Linked DNA regions of Homo sapiens: regions 2, 3 and 4 are each linked to region 1. Evidence: chromatin loops called from intact Hi-C (ENCODE). Cell type or tissue: heart right ventricle. All regions are shown on one strand. Links, peaks and the distances in the headings refer to the core of each region. The heading gives the core; the rest is flanking DNA. Region 1 has its middle 150 kb from the start of LINC01482. Region 2 holds the start of ABCA8 (ATP binding cassette subfamily A member 8). Region 3 holds the start of ABCA9 (ATP binding cassette subfamily A member 9). Region 4 holds the start of LOC124904050 (a long non-coding RNA gene).

Region 1 (5,317 bases), core at 112-5,111:
CACACGAGGAGAAAAACCCACAAACACTGTAGGTCTGGTCCCTACAGCACTCAATTTTCCTCTTTCCCTAAAACCAGAAAATACAATGTCCTATGCCAGTAACCCAGAAATAAAAAGTAGTTACGTCTAGTATAGAGAATATACAAAGAGGTTCCTTGCAAGTTTAAAGTTCTAGGAAAGGCAGCAAAAAAGAAAACATGATTGATTTCTTTTTTATGATTCATGAGTATTACAACTTCTTAAGGCAGAGGAGTTTTTCTAAGATACTGCAATCCATGTTTTCTGATTTTACAGAGAAGAAATAGAAATCCAACCCTTTCTGGAAGAATAATCCTATGAGATTTAGGTGAAGACAAGATTTGTGTTAGAATCCAGCTCTTCAAATATGGCTTGGTTGATTCACTTCCTAAATGATTTATGAAGAAGCTGATTTTTCATTCCTGTTGTCATAACTACAAGCTGTGCTGTTGTTTCCTGGAACTTAGTTTTTATGGGCAAAGGCTTAGGAAAATGGTCTATAAAGGCCCTCAGCAGTTCAAGGACCTATTAGTTCAGTCTCCTCTCTGTTCTCCTGCCATAGAAAGTTGTTTTTGGTGTTGTAGAGCAATTGTGCATTGGTCTCAGTGTTGAGGCCTGTTTCTCCTGGTTCTGGGAAGTCATAATCAATAAGAATGAAAACCTCATATATCTGCTTGTTGTATTAGCAGAATTTCCTGTGATGTGTTCAGCTCCTTGAGATCTCATTAGATGTTTCTCTATATAAGTATTCCTTGGCCAATGAAGTTTGAACATTTTGAAGTTAAGCAAATTTAATCTGTTATTCCTTTACTTCCAAATTTCTCAGATTCTTTATAAGCTCATGTGCATTGTGAATCTCCTAGAAGACATATATAACATGAAACATTTCTCCAAATTTTGGGTACAGATGCCCTTTTTGCCAAACATCTTGAGGGACTAGTGTCCCAAAGAACATACTTTGGGAAGTGCTCTGTTACTTCAACCTGTGCGTTAAAACCAACTTCTCCTGTTAGACATCTAGTCCCCAAAAAGCCTACAAATTAAGGTTTTAATGAAAAAATGTGTTAAGTAATAGACAAAGTCCAAGGATCCACCTCATAACAAATCAGGTACATATTTAAGCCTATGTGTTTTCAGATCATGTTCCTTTAAAAACCGTCTGTATTGATGTGTTTCATAGAGAATAGCCAATTCACAAGACATTTCCCTGTTTTTTTGAAATGGTTAATAGTTTTTGAAAATATTTTTCTCAAAAAAATCTTAGGCATATTTGGAAGTGTGTGTTTTATGTCAGCTATCTATGTCTAGAATAGACCACCAGCATAGTGATATTTCAACCACCTGGAAGGCAAACTTTTGGATATTAGTTGTAAGTGTGTGTTATAAACCCAAGCTCTTTCAGATTAAAAAAATGCTGATGAATTTTGTTCTGGTGAAATACGCCAGCTCCAGGAAGAATAAAGTATGTTCAAGCATCCCTCTCTCCCCTGCTCTTGTTAAGAGAGGCACTGTTTAGAGAAGGAGGTTTCAGGGCCTGCCAGGGCCGCAGAGCTGAACTGAACCTGCTGATGAGACATACTTAGGTTTCATCATTGCTTTGATACTGTGGGGCTCAGAGTCTGGCATTCTCTGCCTCCTAAGGTTTTGATCTTCCATGAAGCTTCACTACTAGGTAGATATGGGGCTGTTTCCCTCCTGGGTAAACCTGCGTTCTTTCTTCTCTATTTCACCCTGGGAAGGCCTGGAATGGATGATTTAATCTAGGTTCTTTTGAAACTTTGTTAATTATGGGACTCTATAACCTGGGTTAGTCTTTCCTTGCCTCTTCTTTCCCACAGATATTGGCTTAGGTTAAGATGTGGGTTCTAGGGAAAACACATCAAGGAGATCATTCCATTTTCTGTTTTTTTTTTGTGCGTAAAGCAGAGGCACGAGAGGCATCCTGGTGTCTCATTCATAGAAAGAGTTCTGCATAGGGGTCTGGGCCCAAAACTCGGATGAGTTTTATAGATGAAGGGGTTTCTCTAGAGTGGCTCCTTTGCACGAATCCTGTATCAATCTTCAGTCATCATAAGTAGACAGGGATTTCAGATCCTGGATCTTTGTTCTCTCTTTCTTAATCTCTCTTTATTAGAGTTACAAAAGTAGCTGTGAGTGTTTCAGGCAACTGAACAACAACTGATTTACACATCTGCTAAGGTTGGCAGCTAAAAGCGTTTGAGAAAGTTCCCGATTTGATTTCCCACTCCAGAGGTTGAACCTACATCAGAGCACCATGAGTAATTGCTCTTTAGTACAAACATGTGCTTCTAAATACATAAGCAATGAGCTTTTGAAGCTGTCCCATGGTTTAATTTGAATTAGTTCAAGATGATACCTCCGGGGAGGCCCAGCAGGCAGACATTTCCTGCCCCACTTCCCTGGTGGGGCAGAATCACTGCTGGGAAGGCATGAAGGAAATCTGTCACTTTGGTTTCCAAATTTGGCCAGAAGGTGGCACAATCTGAAAACCCTTTTCTGCATCTCAGTGGAAACAAGGGCTCTGTGTTTTTCACATTCAGGTCAAAGATTCCAAGTAGAACTGGAAGAAGACCAAATATTGTAAAAGACTATAATTCATATCCTGAAGATTCTTGCAGTCCTTGGGGGCATTTCTTTGGGAGGGCTTGGGAAAAAAATAAACAAGCAAAAGAAATCTCATATGTACACTCTGAGAATTTTAGAGACGATTGGCCACGTTCTTTCAGAGAAAGGTACAAAAACAAAGCACTTTTATGTTGTTGTAAATAACAAGTTGGGATAGGGACTGGGAGAAGGACTTTTCATTTCCTTTCTGGAAACAAACAGCTTTATGATTGCAGCTCCATGACCTTTCTTGCTGTCCTGAGGGAATAGAAACTTCCTGACTTCTACAATTGGACTATTAGACACTTCTGATTTTCACGGAATTTAAGAATTGGAGATGATTTTTGAGGACATTTGGTCCAAACTTTACCCGGTGCAGAAGTTGATCTTGTTATCTCTCTGACTGATAAGAGAAACACCACCTATTTGCAAACCTCGGTGGGGTCAATAGTACATTCACCCGTCTTTCACTTCATCCTCATATCTGCATGGCGAGTTTGTTGTTTTCGTTGTGCTACTGACATCATTGCTAATAATGCTTATTGGGTACTTTCTTTATGAAATCCATTCATTAAAGGAATATTCATTTAATGATTATTTACCTGGGGCTTCATGTGCCAAACAATGAGTGAAACAGATTACATGCCTTATCTTATTGAATCCTACGACGAGCACCTGAGACAGGTGCTGTCTTTATCTCCCATTTGCAGCTGAGGAAGGTGGTGCTTAGAAAGATTAAGTAACAAAGGTTAAGGACAATGATTATTGTCTAAGGAAACACAGCTCAAAAGCAGTGGTAGTGGTAACAGGGGGCTTGTTTTGAGCCATGTTTGGCTGACCCAGAGTTCATACGCTGAACCACAGTGTTCTTGAGTCTACTGAAGTGTGTGTCGATGGCCTGGCAGGGATCCAATTCTCTCACCTGCCACCTGAGCATTTTTATTTGAATGTCATTAGACACATCTGTCTTTCAGGACACCAGGATCTATCCTGTGCTCTTCAGTTCCTCTGTCTGAGGTCTGTTCCTTCCTCCACATGACATCTCTTCAAATGTTTGAATGCTATGATCGTGTCTTAATGTTAATTCCCTTTTTTTTAGGCTAAACAGACTCAGCTTTCCAACTGCCCTCCTAAAAGACATGACTTTTTTTTGTTTTTGTTTGTTTGTTTGTTTGTTTGTTTTTTGGAGACAGGGTCTTGCTCTGTCACCCAGGCTACAGTTCACTGGCACAAACACAGCTCCCTGCAGCCTCGACCTCCTGGGCTCAAGCAATCCTCCCACCTCAGCCTCCCAAGTAGCTGAGACTATAGATGCGTACCACCATGCTTGGCTAATTTTTGTAATTAGGAAAGGCTCCTGGACCCGAATGCCCATGTCTCTGCATATTACCCTATTGTACACATTTGTTATTTCTTTTTCACAATGAGGAAACCAATGTTTTGGGTAACTTACCAGAGGTTACTAAGTATGGGGGTTCGCCGTGTTGCCCAGGCTGGTCTTGATCTCCTGGGCTCAAGCAATCCTTCCACCTTAGCCTCCCAAAGTGCTGGGATTATAAGCTTAAGCCACCATGCCCAACCCAAGACATGACTTTTGAGCCCTTAACCCCTTTGGGATACTGTTTGTTTATTTGTAGGTCTTGTTGTCCCTTCTGTGACTTTCTGAGACTTGCAATTACTCATTGGACATTTGCCTTCCCCGTTAGACTCCTGCTCTGTGAGGGTGGAGGCCAGGTCTTTTCTGTTTATCACAGACCTCCAGAGCCTTGCTTGGTTCCCAGCATGGTGCAGCTGTTTAATTGATGAAATAATGAATCTCCAAAATGGGATTAATTATAGCTTCTCTTCTTCTTTCATAGGATTGTTGTGTGAAACAAACAACACAATGCATGTAAAAGTACTCTGTCGTGCTAAAACATCATGCTGATGCCATTACCAAGAGATTCATTGCATATCAAAAGTCATATTGTTGATTAGCATGGAATGCAAAACTCTCCATCCATTCATTGATTCATTGGTTCATTATTTATTTAAAAGCTACTATGTGCTCACGTAATGTATTTTAAAGTCCTTTTTTCTCTAAGTTTCCCTGGTTTTCATCCCTCCTGTTGTGTGTAGATCCAGAGCCACAGACTCACTGCTTCATGCTTCTAGGTTCAGAGCCAAATTCTACCCATTAGCTGACAGAAAACATACTTTCTGCTTCTTGAGAATTTGCACATTGCCAGACCCTGAGTCTCCCTGCTCCTAAGCCACGGTCAGGGGTGCTATGTCAGTACCCCTGATGGGTAGAGTGTAACCTTACAATAAATGCTGCTCTTCATAGAGAGATGTCTACTAGTGCTCTTTAATACTTAGTCCCTCAACAGTGGGCAGTGTGGTCCAGGAATCTTTCCTTATCAGTGATGATCAATGATAATCACATTCAGTTATTTGATCATGTTCCTGCCTTAACTTTTACCCTGGAGGACAGAGACATGTAACTGGACCCATGGAATAGGCTCAGGGTCTTATAAGATGGCAAAGCATGGAAGTTTTATACACGGACCCTGGGGTCAGATTCATCTTTGTTCCAGTCCTACCTTCACTGTTCAATATTTAGGAACCTCTGATAAGTTACCCAAAGCATTTGTTTCCTCATTGTGAATAAGAAATAACAAATGTGTACAATAAG
Region 2 (5,317 bases), core at 58-5,057, 180 kb after region 1:
GCAGTTTCTATGAACTCCTCCATAGTGATGAGAAGTGAATGAGCCCCAACTGAAGCCATCATCTCATTTATGGGACAGGATCACACACAGGGTGGTGCTACTTTCTAGAGCCAAATCTCAAGTAAGGTGTCCAGGGGTCAGTTGCAACAGAAGGCACATTAGCCACAGCAGTCTCAGAGAACACTGCTAGAAGAAGAACCTACACATGGCCATGCAATGAGGCTGAGGGGCAGGCCTAAGTGGAAGCAGACCAAGTAAAGAGGTCAGAGAGCCCATGGAAGGAGAAGAGGGAAAGACAGTTCCAAGAGTAAAGCAGCCTAGGTTAAGGTGCAGAAAATTCAGCATGGATACTTTTAAGAGAGCTGTGCAAGGCTCTCCTTACCTAAAATCACACTCCGTATACAGACATACCCACAAACAATCACATCATGTTCTTTGCTCAAGATTGAACTTGCTGAAACTGTGATGTGCTACTACTCCTACCGGGGGTAGAGGGTAGTCTGCTGCTGTACTTCTCCTCTCTGGTTACTGATGCAATTATCTATAGAAGTATAATGCCGCTCTCTGTAAGCAATTTTAGGTAAAATCCATGGGATATTTTCACAGTGAGCTAGCCTACAGAGAGGGCAAAAGTTTCTGGGTTCTTAAAGCAGCTGCCGCCAATGCAAGCTCTGTACAGGAGGAATTTCTTTTTTTTTTTTCGTTTTATTATTATACTTTAAGTTTTAGGGTACATGTACACATTGTGCAGGTTAGTTACATATGTATACATGTGCCACGCTGGTGCGCTGCACCCACTAACTCGTCATCTAGCATTAGGTATATCTCCCAATGCTATCCCTCCCCCCTCCCCCCACCCCACAACAGTCCCCAGAGTGTGATGTTTCCCTACACTCCACCTCATGCACAAGCCCAAATATATCACAGCTTCTCTACAGAAATGCATAATTCACTGGCGAAGTTAATAGACATTGGCCAAGAGGATGATCTCCTCACTATGGAATCAGCTACAGTCTTAGGTAGCATGCAAACTCCAGTCTGACTCCAATCCCTTATATCTTCCATCGTAAAGTATTATTGCCAACTTTGTTTCTTTCCAATTTTTGTATGTTCTGCAGTTTATGTAAAGGCTAGCAAAAACATGAATACTTTATTATACATATGGCAAATAGTCTCAAATTGTAATGACTCATTTTTATCCTCTTATACTGTTGTAAAATTCAGAACAACATGTATTCACTATAGGAGTATGAAAATTCTTTTTACCAATGTACATTTTAAATAACATTGTGGTAAAGAGAAGCTACATATTTCACATTCTGATTCAACTCACTGTATCCAACGAGTAAAAGATCCTAGAAAGAATCTTACATTTCTAAAATTCTTATAGACTAAGAGTGAGCGATAGGAACAATAAAAATATTTCTGTAAGTGCTCTTGGTAAACAGTCTTAAAGTCAGAAGAACACTTATCCAAAATGCCCTACATTATTGTGCAATCAAAGTAGATAACTTTAACTTCAAAAACAACTCAGTCTTCCAACCCAATTCTTAAAACTCTAAGCTCTTCACAAAAAATTTTTAGCCAATTTAAACTTATTTCTACACTCAGTTATGTTTAAAACAACATAATGTTTGCATAATTTTTTAAAAAACATTCTAACTCAATGTTTTTATTTATCTAATATTAATTACCAGATATAAAATCTTTAAAGTAGCCCAATATTTTTCAAAATAATTTCTGCATAGATGATTGTCATTCAGTTTATAAAGGTTTATTTATAATTTTGTGATAGGAATAAGAAAAGACAAAACCTCTGAAACAAACTCACACACAAAAGCAAAATACAAAACAAAACAGAAAAAATACAGTGAACTTACTTCTGGGAAAATGGAAGCAAGGAATCTAGAGGTATGGTTTATCCACTGAGCTCCTTGTTTAGAAGAAAGTTATTCATATTTTCTCCTGGTCTCTACCATGTATCTAGAATTTGCTTTAACTATTTGACTTCTGTGAAAAGTTTCTGTGAAGACTGCTTTCAGAGTGGAGGTTATGATCTCAATTCTGTTGGCCCTGCCAAACATCACATTCACGTCATCATGCTTGGACTGTTTGTCTTCTCATTGATATTCGGCCAGTTCCTGCAGAGCAGTGGCATTTATACTGGGTTGCCTGGCTATATCATATTATAGGGAGCAATTTCTCTTTTACGTCCAAGATTATTGTGGCTAATACCAAAATTTAAAGTGCTGTCTTTAAGCCATGAGAAAGTAAACAGCTTAATCAGAGAAAAGCTCTTCTCTCTACCCAGAGCTCTAGTCTGCTTAATTGACAGCTTTACCTAGATAATCAAAATTTTCATTCCTCTGCTTCCCAGCTTCATTTTCACTCAGTTCAGACTATTTTCCAATTTATTTGACCCACGGATTAATCAGAAATGTGCTTAATTTCCAAGTGTCTGAAGATTTTCTTATCTTTTGGTTATTGATTTAATTTTAAATCAGAAGTTCAATTATACTCAGAAAAAATATTTTGTATGTCAAATTTGTTAAGGCTTATTTGATGACCCAGGATATGATCTATCTTGGCAGATATTCCATAGGCACTTGAAAAGTTGTATAGTTTTTTGGTGTTGAGTGGAATATTATATAATATCTATTACATTTAGTTGGTTGATGATATTGTTCAGTTTTTTCTATATTTTTCCTAATTTTCTGTCTCCTAGTTCTGTTGATTACTAAGAGAGGAATGTTGAAGATTTTAACAAAACTTAGGGACTTTCAAATTTCTCCCTTTAAAACTATCATGTTTTGCCTGATGTATTTTGCAACATTTGGAATTGTTATGTCTTCTTGGTGAATTGACCCTTTTATCATTATGTAATGTTAATCTTTATCTCTAGTAACTTTTGTGTTCTAAAGTCTACTTTGTTTCATATTAATAATATAGCCATTCTTACTTTCCTGTGATTATTGTTTTCGTGGTATTTTGTTTTCATCCGTTTATTTTTATCTACACACACACACACACACACACACACTATATGCTTTCAGAGTGGCAGTTATGATCTCAATTCTGTTGGCCCTGCCAAACATCACATTCATATTATATGTGTATGCGTGTGTGTGTATGTGTGTGTGTGCGTCTGTGTTTGTTATTATTTTTTTAAGATGATGGTCTTGCTATGTTGCCAAGGCTGGACTTGAACTCCTGGGTTCAAGTGATCTTCCCATCTCAGACTCCTGAGTAGCTGAAACTACAGATACATGCCACTATACCCAGCTCTAAATTGTATTTCAAGTGAGTTTCTTGTAGATGGCATATAATAGAGTCATGAGTTTGGTTTTTAAAATCCAATTTGACAATGCACATCTTTTAATGGGTGTGTTTAAATTATTTTCATTTTATGTAGCTATTGATTTTTAAAATCAGATCTGCCATTTTGTTATTTGCTTCTTTTCTCTCTGGTTTTAATTCTCCTATTTCCCATTTTCTGCTTTCTTGTTGGTTATTTGAAATTATTTTTTGGTATTGCATTTCAACGTATCTATTATGTTTCTTAACTGTATCTATTTGTATAGTTATTTTAGTGGTCACTCTCAGGATTACAAAAGACATACTTAACTTGACATGCTTTACCCAGAATTAATATTTCTTCATTTTAAGTGAAATATATAAACCTTACTATGATATACAGACAAAATAGGAAGGAGGTCAACAAGGGTGCTGCTCAGTAACTATATAACCAGAAGGGGAAGAAATAGAGGAGTAAGAGGCTCAACATGGTCTCCATCACCCCAATAAAAAGTCATGATCTCTTGCTCAGCTCCTAGTCCTAAGCTACTTTTCAGATACAGAACATATTGATTAAAAAACTAGTCAGACCCCTAGAAGAAAAGATCTTGCAACATCTTGACAAGTATATACTGTGGTGATTATACTTCCTAGTCCTCCCTCAAAGGGACCTAAAGCCATTATTTGGGTGATTATACACTGAAGAAAGAAAAATCCCCAGACATGTCAAGGGTTGTTGGGCATAAAGTCAGAGTGGACATTGATAACTGCAACCCACACTAAGGCCCTACAGCTAGATTGAGAATATAGAGCCAAGGTCGTAAATGGAGTTCCGGTTAACAAGCAGCTCTGCCTCGTCTCACTGGACTTATGGACATACCCAGTGGTGATTTTGCTGTCACCAAATGTGCTGTTAGAATTGACATATCTAGTAGTTAGAATAACTTCCATGCTGAGTCCTTGGCCTGTAGGGTAAAAACTATCATAATGCAGAAGGGAAAGTGGGCACCTTTGACAATTCTCCCAACTTTATCCCCAGCCATGACACTTAATCAAGAACAGTATTCCACATGGGGAGAAGAAATGCAGAGACCAATGCCACAAATAGTGACATAAGGATGAAAGGTAGTGGTGCCTAGCACACCTTAATTTAATTTGCCAGCCTGATCCTTGCAGAAGCCAGAAAGATTCTAGAGAATGCTTAGACTATCTCAAGCTCAAACAACTAGTGGTCCTAATTAGAGTTGCTTTGTCAGACATGGTATCTATTCCTAGAGCAGATACATGATTTTTAGCCAGCGATTAGTCAGATGCATTCTTCTCTATTCTGATTAGAAAAGAGCATCAAAAACAGTGCACAATCAGATAGATTAGGTAATATTATTTCTTTACAGTTTTCCCTCAGTGCTCTATTGACCCCCTAGCTTTTTTTATAATATAGTCTTAAGAGGTCTGGACCATGTAGACATCCACAGAATATCATATTGACACATTGATGGCATCATGCTGATCAGACAAGATGAGCAAGATGTGACTAGCATGCTGGAGGTTTTGGTAGTACACATGTTTTAGAAAGTGGGAGATAAACCCTGTGAAGATTCTGGAGGTTTTCACTTCGGCAAAGGTTTTATGGATCCAGTGGCTAGGGGTGCTTTGCCTATCTCCTTCAAAGTGAAAGAAAAATTACTGTATCTTGCAGCCTCAACCAGTAAGAAGAAAGGTCAGCATCTGTGATGTCTCTTTAGATTCTAATGGCAACACATTCAATGGCTGGTTATATATATTATATATATATATAATTATATTATATAAATATATAATATATAATATAATTATATATATAATATATATAATATATAATATAATTATATATAATATATAATATATATATAATTATATATAATATATAATATATAATATAATTATATATAATATATAATATATATATAAAATATATAATATATAATTATATATAATATATAATTATATATTATATATATTATTTATATATTATATAATTATA
Region 3 (5,317 bases), core at 203-5,202, 290 kb after region 1:
TATTGTGCCCACGTGACTACTGTTCTTTCTTTCTGTGAATTAATGTGTGTGCCAGAAAATATTTGTGAATAAAAAACAATTACATAATCTCATTGTCATGAATGTGGTTATTTATCTCTGAGCGTTAAGACTGATTTTTCCCCCCACTGAACATCTTAGTGTAAATATCAGAGAAAAAATATACTACCCACCGTAATAATATAAAACATCTAATTAGCTTAAATTGTTCTGAATAGGAAATTGTATAATTTAGAAATAATAAATTGGTTATAAAAAGCCAATCATTTCCCAGTCAGATAAAATTCCTGTTATTCACAGAACAAATTTTTCTAATTTGTTGCACTGGGCAACAAATTAGATCAAAATTTTAAAATAGTTACTATAATAAACAAGATCAATAAAAATCTTTCCTTAAGTTTTCTTGATGAAAATATTCTCAAGCCATTTAAAAACAATTCAAAACTCAGAAAATTATGCATCCTGCAATGCTTACAATTCCTCTGGCAGTAAAATTAAAAACAAACAAAGAAGAGTAAGTAATTCAAATAAATTTGGAAATAGTTCATACTTGTAAAGAAGCAACATAACGTGACATTTCTTTTGATTTATTCAATAGCCTATTAGATAATGTATGCTATTTGTCCAAAAATGTTTTAGTTACGGGGTAAAAATTTAAATTCTTAGTTCTTCATTTGGTTATTTAGACATACAAAATAAAATAGATGATTTAAAAAGTCAAAATGACTCGTTAATAACTTACTGCTTTTAATGGTTTCTACCTAAACGTCTGGCATGCCTATTTATAGTCTTATGTTATATTTCTATATGCAAAATAACCACAATTTTAGAGGTTAACTTACTCTCAGGAAAGCTGGAGGAAAAATCTAGAAACACAGTTCATCCATGGGTCTCTGCATGTTCTGGAGGAGAATTCACATTCCTTTTGGGTCACTACTACATCATGCTTTTAATTTCACATTCATTGTGAATAGTTCTGTTTTATACAAATTTCCCAGGAGAATCTGGTCTCAGTTCAGCTAGCCTGCCAAAATATCTTCTGCTCACGTGGTGATTTCTTTGCTGTTTTCCATTTCTTTGTTTCCTGCTAGTTACTCAGCAGGGAGTTTGTAGTTGCAGATGGTTGGCTGGACATATCAAAACATTAGGAACTATCAAACCAAGGAGAATCTAGCCTTTCTCAATCGGTCTTTTCATACAAGGCCCTAATGGGAGAGTTGACCCCAACACAATGATTTAAACAAAGATAAGTAAGAAGCCAATCCAGAGAAGAGTAGAGCAGAACAAAGTGAAAAATACATAAATATATATGTTATATATATATATATTTTAAGTGACAAGTAAATACATACAAATTGGGTTAGAAACTATTTAAAACCTTCAACAGATTCTTAAAACTTGAATCCAGAAATACGGCAATAAAGCAATGTAATTTTCTTCAGGGTAACAAAAGAAACTCTGAGTTTCCATCTGCATCTCAGTTTCATTGTGTGCATACTAATTGTAGCATCTTTCATCTTTCATGGTACTGAAGCGAGCAGAATCTTTAGAGAAATCTCACATAACAATTACCTGTGCTCTCAAAGCCTCCAGGCTTGTCATCTCTGCAACGGTTCCCATGAAACAAACTACTTTCTCCACCAGTAACTACTGAATTTTAGTATGTCCTGCTTTCCAGTATTGTTAGAGAAACATTTTTAACTGGTAATAGATGCCATTCTGTCTATTTTTGAGCATCTTATGTAAGTAGAAGAAAAGACTGTTCCAAAATTCTTATAATTCATGGAGTTCATCTTTGGCTGAAGAAGAGGGGGGAAAGGACCACTATCATTCTGCTTACAGCCAGTAAGTCTGTTAAATTCTTCAGTACTGTAATTTCTTCCTGAACATACAGCTGAAAGGGAAACAATAAATGCATGCAATTCTTAAATCAGCCTCTTATCTGTGTCTCATGGACCATGATAACCAAATGAAATCTTCCTTACCCATTTCCCATTCTCTCAATATTGATTCAATTATATTTATCCTTTTTCTAATTATATGCGATCCAGAAGTTGCTCAGCAAGCAGTCTGTGGAAGTAGGCTGAACTCCTGAATCCATGAGACTGTCAAACTTAAAAAAAAAAAAAAAGACTTCTGATTGTTTCCATATGTCTACAGAAAAGGTTATAGGTTGGTTGATTTTCTGCAGAAAATACAAAATTATCACATTCAATACATTTAATAACATCGCCAACATTTTGTGCACAGAGAATATAATTTAGGAAATTTTTTTTCAGTAACTTGTTTCCTAGAAGAACTTTGTACCTAGGTTAGAGCTTATGAGTTCTGGACCTAGTTGATTTTGACTTTCGGTTCTAAATTCTGTTTTCAATGTTTCCTTCAGTGTACCACACTGTAATCTCTGTGGCACTATAACAGAGCAAGCTCCCTCTCATTGATCTTCTTTTTAATATTTTCTAGATTAAACAATATTTAATATTTATTTATTTATTTATTTATTTTGAGACGGAGTTTCCCTCTGTCACCCAGGCTGGAGTGCAGTGGCACAATCTCGGCTCAATGGAACCTCTGCCTCCCAGGTTCAAGCGATTCTCCTGCCTCAGCCTCCACAGTAGCTGGGACTACAGGCACCTGCCACCACGGCCAGCTAATTTTTGTGTGTTTTTAGTAGAGAAGGGGTTTCACCATTTTGGTCAAGCTGGTCTGGAACTCCTGACCTCAAATGATGCACCCACCTTGGCCCCACAAAGTGCTGGGATTACAGGCAGAAGCCACTGCGCCCGACGTATTTACTCTTATAAAGAAGTTTTTGAATCAGTTTACCAATTCAAAAACAATCCCATGGGAGTTCAAAAATGAAATGACACTGATTTTATACCATAATGTACACTTTTTTTGGCAACTACATATAGCATTTATTGTGTCTAAGACATACTTAAATATTAAAACATTTAATCCACAGAATAATCCCATGAGGTAGGCATTATTCTAATCAACCCATTTTACGGACCAGAAAGGTGAGGCCCAGGGAGTTACATAACTTGCCCAAATTCACACAGATGGTGAGTAGCGGAAACTGAGTTAAAACTCAGACAATCTGTAGAGTCTATGAGCTCAAATTACAAATGCTATGCTGTCTCATTTGCATATATCTCTGTTTATTCCATTATTCTTACTTTATGTGCACATATTTTACAATTTTCCTTGCCTTTTGCTTCATTTATTTTGCGGCAGTATTCTCCAGTGCCAGAAACCTTATAAATTTCATGTGATGTGTTTTGCACCAGACTACAACATTCTTCTTGGAATCTTTGCTGGCTATTTGTAAGGAGGACTTGTCACCCCAAGACCTGTGTGCAGCCCTTCTCAACACTGTGCAAAAACAGAAAAACCTGATCTGTAAAGAGAGAAGGATGAAGCGGTCCAGCTGCCTGATAAAGACTGAGAATGTCTGCTTGTTTTCCAGGGGCTTTTATCTTCTTGCTTTTCATTCTTTCTCAGATCTGGCTGCACTGCCTGCATGTGAGTTTTGTCAGATATCCTCCAAACATTTCTCTTTGTTTTTTGTTTTGTTTTGTGTTTGTTTTTTTTTGTGTGTGTGTGTGACGTGATCTCTGCTCACTGCAAGCTCCGCCTCCCGGGTTCATGCCATTCTCGTGCCTCAGCCTCCCAAGTAGCTGGAACTACAGGCGCCCGCCACGATGCCCGGCTAATTTTTTGTATTTTTAGTAGAGACAGGGTTTCACCATGTTAGCCAGGATGGTCTCGATCTCCTGACCGCGTGATCCGCCCGCCTCGGCCTCCCAAAGTGTTGGGATTACAGGCGTGAGCCACCGCGCCTGGCCCTCTTTGTTTCTTAAAAATGTAATAAATTCTACTTGGTCTTGTTTTGTGCTTTTTTTGCCTTGAAATATCCTTTGTGTGATATATTCCTGCCCTCCACTTTCATTTGCAATTTGCATTTCTCAGATATATTTTGACAAACTTTTATTACATGCCTAAAGGATGCCTGTTGAAGTAGTATAATTGCATTTCTCTTTTTACCTTATCTGCAAATCTTCTACTATCCATGGGCAGGGCAGGGAAGGGGATGTAAGTCCTTTGGTTACCCAATCCTTTTCTTCCAGTCATCTTATTTTATGGTCTCTTTAAATTACGCTTTCCTGTTATTTCCCATTTATCCATTTCTGTAGTGATTGTGTTTTCTCTGTTCCTTTTTTCAGGTTCCCCTTTTCCTTTTTCCCCAACTATCATCTATAAAGTTCTGGATCAGTATTTTGTTCTACTAGTGATAACCCTCAAATGTTAACAAACGTATCAGGATCTACATTACTCTGGCAATATAAAAAATCAGCCTATGTCTCTATACATCTTTCTCCCCCATCTTCCTGCTCCTTATAGGATACACCCGTTAGCATATTTGAACTTAAAACATTAGCTCTACTTCTTACTAATTGCAATGCAAGGCAAGTAACTTACCTTGGAGCCCCAATGATTTACCCAGGAAGCTTTAGTTTTCTCATCTGTGAGATCCAGAGGACACAATAGTATCTAACAAGGGTGTTTTAGAATTTATAAATTTAGGTTTGGGGTGGAGGGGAGATGGTAGAGATTAAAGGAAATAACATATGTAAAGTATTGAGTGCAGTAGCTTGCAATGAGGGATGACTCACCAAATGCTAGAGACTCTACTCTCCACGGCTGTGTCAAAACTAGACATTATAGGTGTTTGTAAATTTTACCAGTCTGATTAATAAAAAATAGTACCACCTTGATAACTTATATTTCTTAGTGGTGTCAAGCATATTTTAATATACTTTTTGGCCATTTGTAAATTTTTTTTTACTATAACAAATCTGTTCATTTTCTCTATCTGTATTTTTGTTACTCTGTCATTCCATTATTGTTTTCTGTTTTTGTTTATAGCTCTGACTGAAAATGTCTTATATTTCTCACTTTAAAAATAGCATGTTATTGCTTTCTCATCCAGATATGATGATAAAGTGCTTTTGGTACTCGTAAGTTTGAGGTTTTTTTGTTTTTCTTGTGAAGACATCTTAGGGTTTTCTCTTTAACCACAAGTGTAGGGAATTTCATGACAGTGTGCTCAGGTATAGATTTTTGGGTTTTGTCCTACATGGCACTTTGTGTTCACTTGCAATCAAAGAACTTGTGTCTCCTTTTTAAGTTCTGGGAAAATTTTAACTAATACCTTCATCAAATATTGCTTTCCTTCTAGTCTCTCTATTCTTTTCTCTTGGAAGTTTATTAGATATTGAGCAATGTTGTCCTTGTG
Region 4 (5,317 bases), core at 43-5,042, 75 kb after region 1:
GTGGGAGGGGAGGATGCATTTATCTTGAAACATAAATCTTCCATTTAAGTTGTGATAGTAAATAACAAGGGGATCAAGAATCAGCCTCTTCTTTCTCTTCTTCGCTTTCCATGCTCAAAAAGACTCACTGCCAACTGAAGTAGCTTCTCTGCAGGGATTCTCTTGCTTTCTGCTCCAGGCTCGCTGTGGACAACTCCATAGTTTGCTATTGCTCATGACTTAGAATTCTACCTTGTTATATTATGCTTCCTCATTACAAGCTTCAGGGGAGATGTACATTGGCTAGGGACAGATCACATATTTCTTACTTTCCTTCTCTTTATCCCCCCGAAGACTCCTCATAAAGACTTTACTGAACAGTAGGGGTAACCAAGGAAAGTAAGGCCCCATTATCCTTTTTAAGCAAAATCCTGAGCATGCATAGGAAAGATTCTTCAAGTCATCCCAGGATAGGGTGGTGAAAACTGGATTTACTACATGGCAAAGTCTCAAAACAAGCAAAGGATAAAATGCATTTAATTGCTTTTTTTAAAGCTAGTTTGTGTAAGAATCCAAGTGATTTATTTTTCTTTTAGCACTTATCAAAGATGTTTTATAGTTCAAATCTGAACTTTTTCTGATGTATAAAAGGCACAAAATAAGTTATATGAAGTTCTTAATGACATGACTACAGAGTTTCCCAGTTGAAATAAGTTAAAAGCAAATACTATTGTGAAGATTTTCTTTCATTTGTTTATAATATTTAATCCAAAGTTGGTGAAACCTTAGATTTCCCTCTTGACCTTGACCTTAGCTCTACTTGGCAAATTATTCGAATTGTAGAGTATTTCTTGTTGAGGAAAGCATTCAATGTTTGGCTCAAAAATGTACAGGCACTGCAACATTGGACTTAAGAGAGAAAAGCTCCAGAATACAGCTTAAATAGATACATGGAATCCATTCACATTTTTGGTGTTCTGGAGAGTCTCAACTCTGTATCACTGGTGTCATTAGAGAGGCTCAGGACTAGAAGAACAAGGTGGCCATCAACCTTGTCAACATACAGGAAGTTATTTGAAATATTTGTAATGTCTAAAAAGCAGCCAACAAAATGGTTTACAAATACAACGAAGTAGATAAAACCCATTATTTCCAGAGGTCCTTGGTCATGATGCTGGGAACTTTCAATTAATCTAAGGAATTGGTCACCAGCATATGATTTTTTAAATTCTTCTTTCTATCATTAAAAAAATAAGAGTATTAAACTAGAAAAGTTTCTGAGGTGAGAATCCTATGGCAAGTGGCTTTGTTTTGGTTCAGGATATGTTTTTGGATAAGAAAGAAAATCTTTTATGCAGTCTGAATATTTAAATATTTAAATTTAAGATTGATAATAATTGATGCATACCAAGAAGAGTATGGAGATCCTGGAGTAGTGACCAAAACAAACAAACAAATAAACAAAAAACACACAGAAAAGAATAGAACAAGAAACTCCTATGATAAATTTGATTCTGTTTGTCATCGAGCAATTTTTCTCTTCTCCTATACACTTCCACAGCTGTTCATCTTCCAGATGTTCTCTCTTGTGAAGCCTTGTCTTTTAAGAGGTTCATGTTCCTTCAAGATAAATCATTCTTTTCCATTCCCCAAAGTATTACTTGCTCAAAACAAGCCATTCTCCTAATCCTCATTTAAACTTTCCTAAATTTAGCACAACTCTTTTGGACACTAAACTGAACAATTTATAAACTTGAAGTCTTGGTGGAGGGCAAAAACTGTCCACTTTGGCAGCCAAATGGAAGGAAGCCAATCTTCCCTCTTGCCTTCCCCTGTTAACCTGGGGGCAGGCAGGTTACTCAAGCCCAACTAATAAGATGCTCCTGCTCAAGTCTTTGGAACCAGAGGAGGGGAGGCAAAGATAAAAGATGGTAGAGATTATTCACAATAGCAAAGAAATGGAATCAACGCAAATGCCCATCAATGATAGACTGGATAAAGAAAATGTGGTACATGTACACCATGGAATACTATGCAGCCATGAAAGGAATGAGATCATGTCCTTTGCAGGGACATGGATGGAGCTGGAAGCCAGTATCCTCAGCAAACTAACGCAGGAACAGAAAACTAAACACCACATGTTCTCACTTGTAAGTGGGAACTGAACAATGAGAACACATGAACACAGGGTGGGGACCAACACACACTCAGGCCTGTCAGGGAGTGGGGTGGGAGGAGGAAGAGCATTGGGAAAAATAGCTAATGAATACTGGGCTTAATATCTAGGTGATGGGTTGATAGGTACAGCAAACCACCATGGCACGTATCTACCTATGTAACAAACATGCACATCCTGCACATGTATCCTGGAATGTAAAATTAAAAAAACAAAAGATGTTAGAGATACCATTTCATGGTGTCCATATTGAGAGCCCAGCAGCAATGACAGCTTCGAGAATTCAGTGGCCGCATGCAACGCTGTTGGCATTGACAATCCTGCGGTAGTTGTCTGGCGCTCTGACCGTGAAACAGATTGTCCCTGCAGTGTGACATTAGTTGTATTTTCCAACTATCTAGCTTCTTCTAGTTCTTGACCACATTTTGAGGCTAAGCCTATAGCTTTCCCAACATTCCTGTGAACTCTCTATTTCTTTACAATAAAGCCTTTAACAGCTGGCAGATTTGACTCCTATTATTTCAACCAAGATTGTTACACTGCCTACAAAGTAATTCTTCGAGGCTTTGGCTTATAGTGGGACCCTTCTTGTGTTTCTGGTTTTGGCACCGAGGCATATACGTATGTATTCATGGGTCATTATGTAGAATAGTTGGCTTCTCTTCGCAGAAAGTTGGCAGAGAGAAAAGGAGATTCAACGTGTCAGTGTACTTTGCTTTCTTGATTCAGATTATTTTTCTATAAACTGAACTATGTAGACTAAGGGAATCAGGAAGGCAGAGGGTTATGTGTGTCCACTGACCCTTGTTGGTGCCTGTCTCCAATGAGGAACTCTTCTGATTTAGACATTCTTGTGCTTTTCTTTTCCCAATGGGTATATTTTCATACCATGTGCTGTTCCAAATTCCTGAGTTTCTGGTGAGAACCACATGTTGCCTTGTTCTGTGTGTCTTCACTGGGTGTATTTTTATGGTGCATGCCCATTACTACCCAACCCTTTGCTCCTGTTGCTCAGACAGTCATGATTTGTAATAAGCAACTCTGTTCCTCAATCCCAATTGCCCCAAAGCGACACGAAAAACAAGGTTGAGTTGGAGCCAAGGGAGAGAGAAAACCCTCGGTAATGAGTCATGGGATAGGGCAAAACAGGCACGCAGATTATCCCTGGCTTCTTAGGGGCTTCTTCTTCAGATGTGAGGCTGCTGCTTCTTCTCCCCAGTATCTTTTTGCTTTGGAGGTCAGATGGCAATTTTGGTGGAGATTATACTGTGGACACTGTGCTTGTAAGACTTCTTCCTTCTCCTGCATGAGCTATGTATGAGTTGAGGAATGCCTTCACAGAATCAGCAAGTTCTCAAATAGCTCACATTTTTCCAGGCTATCATGGGTATCTCCCATGCATTCATAGGTTTGTAGATAGTCAGGTATGTATGGAGAGTTAAGTTTCTCAGATTTTCTATGCTTGTGGACTTCCATGTTTCCTCCATTAAATTTCTTACTGGTCTGCTTACTGCTCTGAATTGCATTCCCTGCCTGCAGTTGTAGAGCTGTGGGTCTTTGCTGCCAGCTTCAATCTGGCATTGCCATCTCTCCCTACCTGTAATGATGCAGGTTCTGAAGACTGAGTGTGTTGGAAAGGACGACCACAGCTCCAGGAAAGAAGGCCACATACCCACCACTACTATACCAGATACAGCAGCACCATTTCAAGAGGAAAATCTTCACAGTTTCTTGTGTCTCATTTTTTTTTGTTGTTGGTCATTTTTTTCAGTACCTCAAAATAATTATTTTAAATAATTTAGTCCAGTTTTGTGCTTGTTTTCTAGGAATAGGAATTATCTGACCTCATGCTGCCTTTACTGGAAATAGTCTTACAATTGTTCTGGGAAAGAAGACAAATGAATTTTTATGGGACTCTCAGTTCTCATATATGAGTGTTTATTATATTTCTCATGGAAAAAATAAAGTTGCTCTTGATAGAATGTCACCACTATGGAGTTATTTTCTGATATACCTACAGGGGTTATTTTTTAAGATTTCTTTTTTGTTTTGTGGAATGTTCCAGACTGATACAGCTCTCTCTCTAGAGGTCTTTTGCAGCTGCAGTATTTTCAAGGGTTCATTTGTTATTAAATCTGGCTGGCCAGAGTAGGTTAATTCCTTTGAGATACAGCTGCAGCCATTTTTAATGGCAAAAGACGCTATTTTCTTTTAAAATCATTTGTACAAATGGAGTATCATTTTACATGTTCCTAAATTTTTCTCCATCCTTTTCCTCCTCTCATTATGTGTTTTCTCGATATTGTTGCTGTTTTAGTTTTTTTTTTTTTTGTCATTTTACTGTTGTCCCAATAGTTTGGTTGTACTTTTTAAATAAGCTATTTGAACTCCTTTTTATCAATATGAGAGTGTATGAATAAAAAAAGAGAACACTATATTTAATAATTCAATCATTTTCTTTTGAAATTCTTCCATGTTTACGCTGAGACACATTCATTACATGGGGCAACTAAGAGCTGTGGAATAACCCACAATCTGCTTTCTGCATCTGATACTTACAAAAAGCTCAACAGAGTAATGGAGAAGGAGCAAATAAACCTTTCAACCTGTGTTTCTCAGTCTTTTAAAATCTGAGATCCCTTTAAATGAGAAAACATACTCTCATTGTGCTGTTGGTGTTATGTGAAATGTACAACAAAATATAACAACCTCAGTTAATTTGAGAGTACCTTAATCTATACGTTTAACAGTTTAATCTTTTTTTTTTTTTTTTTTTTTTTGACAATATCTTACTCTTGTGCAGGCTGGAGTGCAATGGTGCAATCTTGGCTCACTGTAGCCTCAAACTCCTGGGCTCAATCCATTCTCCCACCTCAGCCTCCTCAGTAGCTGGGACCACAGGCATGCACCACCATGCCCGGCTAATTTTTATTATTTTTTGTAGAGATGTGGTTTTGCCATGTTGCCCAGGCTCATCTCAAACTCCTGAGCTCAAGCCATCTGCTCACCTTGGCCTCCCAAAGTGCGGGGATTACAAGCATGAGCCACCGTGCCTGGCCCAGCTTAATATCTTTGAACTCCAATGGAGGAGGAGGTTAAGGTTCTAATATTGCCTCTTGGAACATTGCTCTACTTCTATTTTAATTCACAAATGTAATTAGA

Evidence for each region. Peaks named below come from ENCODE experiments on the same cell type or tissue, not always from the same donor. Only the 100,000 strongest peaks of a DNase experiment are listed, where the experiment ranks them.
Region 2: it touches region 1 in a loop (5-fold over the local background); 9 of 110 quality-filtered maps call a loop at or near these places.
Region 3: a loop joins it to region 1, with 5 times the contacts of the local background. A loop is called at or near these places in 15 of 110 quality-filtered maps.
Region 4: a loop joins it to region 1, with 2.8 times the contacts of the local background. A loop is called at or near these places in 3 of 110 quality-filtered maps.

Annotation. Positions count from the first base shown.
Region 1 is chr17:68,775,075-68,780,391 of GRCh38, forward strand. No RefSeq gene overlaps it. Among named protein-coding and RNA genes, the nearest start is that of LINC01482, 150 kb to the left of the region's middle. In heart right ventricle, for the core only: a CTCF peak has its summit at 2,515 (motif pointing right); a DNase peak (open chromatin) is centred at 2,477; H3K27ac peaks cover 5,000 bases.
Region 2 is chr17:68,953,339-68,958,655 of GRCh38, forward strand. It overlaps ABCA8 (ATP binding cassette subfamily A member 8), which reads right to left and starts at 2,054. Exons shown (of 40, transcript NM_001288985.2): 1 at 1,881-2,054. In heart right ventricle, for the core only: no CTCF peak of the experiment used is centred there; a DNase peak (open chromatin) is centred at 2,093; H3K4me3 peaks cover 2,724 bases; H3K27ac peaks cover 2,493 bases.
Region 3 is chr17:69,060,006-69,065,322 of GRCh38, forward strand. It overlaps ABCA9 (ATP binding cassette subfamily A member 9), which reads right to left and starts at 922. Exons shown (of 39, transcript NM_080283.4): 1 at 861-922. It overlaps LOC124904051 (a long non-coding RNA gene), which reads left to right. Exons shown (of 2, transcript XR_007065889.1): 2 at 1-87. In heart right ventricle, for the core only: no CTCF peak of the experiment used is centred there; no DNase peak of the experiment used is centred there; H3K4me3 peaks cover 968 bases; H3K27ac peaks cover 3,959 bases.
Region 4 is chr17:68,850,480-68,855,796 of GRCh38, forward strand. All of the region lies in intron 1 of LOC105371874 (a long non-coding RNA gene), which reads left to right. LOC124904050 (a long non-coding RNA gene) reads left to right here and starts at 2,314. Exons shown (of 2, transcript XR_007065888.1): 1 at 2,314-3,579; 2 at 3,767-4,142. In heart right ventricle, for the core only: no CTCF peak of the experiment used is centred there; no DNase peak of the experiment used is centred there; H3K27ac peaks cover 5,000 bases.